Linked DNA regions of Homo sapiens: region 2 is linked to region 1. Evidence: chromatin loops called from intact Hi-C (ENCODE). Cell type or tissue: gastrocnemius medialis. All regions are shown on one strand.

The links. Peaks named below come from ENCODE experiments on the same cell type or tissue, not always from the same donor. Only the 100,000 strongest peaks of a DNase experiment are listed, where the experiment ranks them.
Region 2: a loop joins it to region 1, with 3 times the contacts of the local background. A loop is called at or near these places in 1 of 110 quality-filtered maps.

Annotation. Positions count from the first base shown.
Region 1 is chr17:9,421,455-9,423,954 of GRCh38, forward strand. The region is part of intron 6 of STX8 (syntaxin 8); the gene reads right to left. Among named protein-coding and RNA genes, the nearest start is that of STX8, 150 kb to the right of the region's middle. In gastrocnemius medialis, no CTCF peak of the experiment used is centred here; no DNase peak of the experiment used is centred here.
Region 2 is chr17:9,238,779-9,241,278 of GRCh38, forward strand. It overlaps NTN1 (netrin 1), which reads left to right. Exons shown (of 7, transcript NM_004822.3): 7 at 862-2,500. The coding sequence ends at 1,190. LOC124903923 (a long non-coding RNA gene) reads left to right here. Exons shown (of 2, transcript XR_007065614.1): 2 at 1-206. Among named protein-coding and RNA genes, the nearest start is that of NTN1, 220 kb to the left of the region's middle. RefSeq lists a silencer at 1,205-1,654. In gastrocnemius medialis, no CTCF peak of the experiment used is centred here; DNase peaks (open chromatin) are centred at 1,143, 1,413, 1,773, 2,193 and 2 weaker places; H3K4me3 peaks cover 1,447 bases; H3K27ac peaks cover 1,802 bases.

The DNA of each region.
Region 1 (2,500 bases):
ATGCCTTCTCTTGCTGTAAATAAGGTTTATAATACAATGTAGCAGAATACAGCCATGCTTATGCCTTTACATGGTGACCCTGGCTGCTTTATCCTTTCCCCTGCTCCTGGGAGTGAACTAGGTGTTCTTTTATTGAGGTGAAATTCAGATAACATAAAATTGGCCAATTTAAACTGAACAAGTCAGTGGCATTTAGTACATCTGCAACACTGAACAATCACCACCCCTATCTAGTTTCAAACTCTTCTTTCCTCACTCCAAAAGGAAACCCATACCACTTAAGCAGCTGCTCCCCATGGCCGCATGACATGGTTTGGCTCTGTGTCCTCACCCAAATCTCATGTCGAATTGTAATCCCCACATGTTGAAGGAGGGGCCTGTTGGGAGGTGACTGAATCATGGGGGTGAACTTCCCCCATGCTGTTCCAATCGAGTTCTCACAAGATCTGGTGGTCTGAAAGCGGAGCACCTCCCCCTTTGTTCTCTCTTCCTCCTGCTCCGGCCATGTAGGACGTGCCAGCTTTCCCTTTGTCTTCTGCCACGATTCTAAGCTTCCTGAGGCCTCGCCGAGCCATGCTTCCTGTAGAGCCTGTGGAACCATGACCCAATCAAACCCCTTTTCTTTATAATTTACCCAGTCTCGGGTAGTAGTTTTTTTTTTTTTTTTGAGACAGAGTTTCACTCTTGTTGCCCAGGCTGGAGTGCAATGGCGCGATCTTGGCTCACTGCAACCTCTGCCTCCTGGGTTCAAGCAATTCTCCTGCCTCAGCCTCCCCAGTAACTGGGATTACAGGCGTGTGCCACCACACCTGACTAATTTTTGTATTTTTTTAGTAGAGACAGGGTTTCACTGTTTTGGCCAGGCTGGTCTTGAACTTCTGACCTCAGGTGATTTGCCCACCTCGGCCTCCCAAAGTGCTGGGATTACAGGTGTGAGCCACCATGCCTGGCCAAGGCCGTCTCAGGTAGTTCTTTACAGCATGTGAGAACGGACTAATACACCCCTCTCCCTAGTTCCTGGCATCACCAATCTGAATTACGGCTCCATGGATTCGTCTGTTCTAGATATTTCATAAAAATGGAATCATACAATATGTGGCCTTTTGTGTCCGGCTTCTTTCACTTGGCAGGATGTTTTCAAGGTTCATCCGTGTTGTTCCATGTGTCAGTATTCATTCCTATTTATGGCTGAATAACATTCCATTGTATGGATATGCCACATTCTGTTTCTGCAGCAATGGCTGCTTTTGCACTGTAACTGCAATGGTGAATAGCTGCAACACAGATCACACGGCCTGGCCCACAAAGCTTACTATCTGGCCCTTTGGTGACAAGGTTCGCTGACCCCTAGTTTATACCATCTACCTTCAGAAGTGGCGATTTTCCAAATCAGCTTGTATTAATGATCACTGAAGCGCTGTTTAGGGAAGAAAAATGCTGGACATAAATGTCTGTCATTAGAGGACTGGTTAAATTACAGCAAACACATACTACGTAATACCATGCAGCTCCTCAGAAGAATCAGGTAAATCTGTACGTGGTGATAAAGAAGCATCTCTGGGATTAATTAGGCTAAAAAAGCAAAAGCATGCAATGCATGTAGTATATATTCCTTTCCCCTTAAAAAATAACCCATAAATAAGTGCATATATACATATCTGGGTAACACTTTCCCCAGAATCAAAAGAAACGTTCACTTTTCATTTTGTACCTTTCTGCACTATCTGTAATTCCTAACCTTAAATATGCATTTCCTTATTAGCACTGTCAATAAGTGTTAGCTAAATGAGGAAACTATGGTCTGTTTTCTTCTTAATAAGTCTGTTTTTAGAAGTAATAATGAGGAAGCAATCTAATAAACGTTATTTTTTGTTGTCGTTGTTTTTTGAGACGGAGTCTCTCTCTCTGTCACCCAGGCTGGAATGCAGTGGCACGATCTCAGCTCACTGCAACCTCTGCCTCCCGGGTTCAAGCAATCCTCCTGCCTCAGCCTCCTGAGTAACTGGGATTACAGGCATGCGCCACCATGCCCAGCTAATTTTTGTATTTTTAGTAGAGATGGCGTTTCACCATGTTGTTAAGGCTGGTCTCAACCTCCTGACCTTGTCATCCGCCCGCTTCAGCCTCCCAAAGTGCTGGGATTACAGGTGAGAACCACCGTGCCCGGCCAAATGTTATGTTTTTAAGGAAGAAAATTCAAAGCAAAATGCTATGTTGAAAACTGACATGAGTTATGTCTTTTTATGAGCTTTCAATTACTTTATTTTCTTACCCTTGCAGGTCAGTGATCCTCCAAAGATAAAAGAAAAACACTGTGCCACAGGTTAGAATTTTTTCTGCCAGAAAGCTAGACACTGCACCAGACCATCTTTAAAGACGCCGTCCATATCAGTCACGGGCTGAGTTGCAATCCTAGTTTTCCGCTGATTATTACTGAGAAGCATACCACATCTGTCAGCCACAGGACACTGCAAATCTTCTACTGCCACAGAGTTCAGTA
Region 2 (2,500 bases), 180 kb before region 1:
AAATGACATCTGGTAACATTTGTCCTCTGAGTCAATGACATCGGCACCACTTGTGAGAAATGCATATTCTAGGGCCTCACCCAGATCTGTTCAATCTGAAGCTCTGGGGCGGGGCCCAGCAGTGTATTTTCACAAGCCGGCCAGGGGATTCTGATGCATGCTCCATTTGGGGAAGTCCTTCTACTAGGGAAAATACTGGCAGAGAATTTGGAGTAAGAGGAATGGTCTGGGGACCTTGGGCGGCATGGAGGAAGGGAGGCCACCTGGTAGGGATGGCTTAGGCGTGGGAAGCGGCAGTCCAAGGTTCCCGGGGCTCTGGAAAAGGCACTACGGCCACCCCAAAGGGTGGGTTCTCATCTTCTGTCCCTGAGCATTGAGGACCCATTATGGTTTTCTGAGGCTGGTTGGAGGGCCAGGCTGTGTGTGGAGTGTCATGAGGGCTGGTGTAAAGTGACTTGGGCCTTTGGAGAAGCGCACCCCTGAGGAACCTCCCTCTCCCCGCCAGCACTGCTCTCACCCGAGCGCCTGCCCTGGGCAGACAGCTTGCCCAGAGTGCTGGGGGCGTGGTCAGCACCTGTAGGCTTCCTGGACAAAGTGGGCCTTGACAAGGCCAGGAGATGGCTTGTCCCGACGGCAGTGCTGGGTGGCACCCTCACAGCGTGGGAGGCAAGGCTTCTTGGCCCTGTTGTTAGCAGGTGGGGGTCTACGATCAGCTTGCCACCACCCACGCGCTCCTGTATGGGCCACTCTGTGCAGTCACTTCCTGGGGCTGGGTCTCCTTTCCCTTCTCCCCAGGCTCAGGCAGGGCGGACCTAGCCACAGCAGCTGGGAGCCCACCCGTCTGCCTGTGCTTCCTTGCAGCCGTCCAGATCCACATCCTGAAGGCGGACAAGGCGGGGGACTGGTGGAAGTTCACGGTGAACATCATCTCCGTGTATAAGCAGGGCACGAGCCGCATCCGCCGCGGTGACCAGAGCCTGTGGATCCGCTCGCGGGACATCGCCTGCAAGTGTCCCAAAATCAAGCCCCTCAAGAAGTACCTGCTGCTGGGCAACGCGGAGGACTCTCCGGACCAGAGCGGCATCGTGGCCGATAAAAGCAGCCTGGTGATCCAGTGGCGGGACACGTGGGCGCGGCGGCTGCGCAAGTTCCAGCAGCGTGAGAAGAAGGGCAAGTGCAAGAAGGCCTAGCGCCGAGGCAGCGGGCGGGCGGGCGGGCGGGCGCCAGGGCGGGGCCGAGCGAGAGCGGGCGCCTTGGCCCGGCCGCCGCGGACTTGGCCCGCGAGGGCTTTCCCAGGTGGGGGGAGGGAGGGGGCGGGGCCGCACGGCGCGGGGGGCGGGACCCTCGGCGGCCCCTCCCCCTACCCCCACCCTGCGCGCTCTGGGCGGGAGCCGCGTGCACGCGGGGCGGGGTGCGCCGCCGGCCGGGCCCTGGAGAAATGACGAGACGTAGCTACCTCACGGGGCTCCTTCCAGAGCAGAGACGCGCTTCCCTGGGCCTGGGCGCGGCCGCCGTGGAGGGGCTGGGGGCAGCCTGCCCTGGGGCCCGGGGGCGGGCGCAGAATCGCACAACTGGGGCCCCAGGCGCGGGGCGTGGATGGCGCGGAGACGTGGACGGGAGGAGAACTGTGAATTCTCAAGCCCGTAGTGTGGGCGGGGCGCGGAGCACCCACCAAACCACCACCCGACACGCAGCCGACGGGATCCCCCCCTTTCTCCCCGGCCCCTTCTAGCAGTTCCCCGCGGGCCACCTGGCTGTCACAGCCTGGACTCCTCCATCTGAAGGGGCCTGGCAGCATTTGGGGAGTGGACAGCTCCTGTCCAGCCAGCATGCCCCAGGCGGCCTCTGTCTCCACTGCTACCTGCTGAGTGGGTCCTACTGGGTGGGGGCTTGGGGTCGGTGAGTGGTTCACCTGTGGAGAGAGGAGAGGAAGCCCCTGCTGCTGCCTGTCTCTGCCCCTGCCCCTGCCCCTGCCCAGCGTGGGGCTGGCCCATCCGGAAGGCAGTGGGCCCAGGGACACCCCTGAGAAGCCCAAGCCGGGTGGTCACCGCCTCATGCTGGAGCTGCCTGTTGGAGGAGGCATCGCAAACGCAAAACCTCCCAGAGAGTTTCCTTTTGGAAACTTGGAACCAGCCCTTTTTATGACGTTTTCCAGGGGGAGGGGGAGGGGCACTGGCTGGGTTTACGGCAGTGACACTATTTATGTAAATGACATCAGCTCCCGCAAGGCCCCTCAGCAATGTCAACAGCTGGAAAGGGCCTGAACGGGCTTGGAGTCTGCAGGCTGCGAAGGCACTTGGGCCTGGCTTGGGGCCGGGGGCTTGTTTGAGCTGGGATGGGGTTTGCTGGCTCAGTGAAGTACCAGAGTGCCTGAGCCATGGGTGGGCAGGGGCACAGGAATGACCAGGTTCCTGGGGGCCAAGGAGGCCATGCTGGCTTCTCCAAGGGAAGGCACAGAGGCTGCCGGCCTGCCCCCTACAGCTGTCTTGGGTCTGGCCTG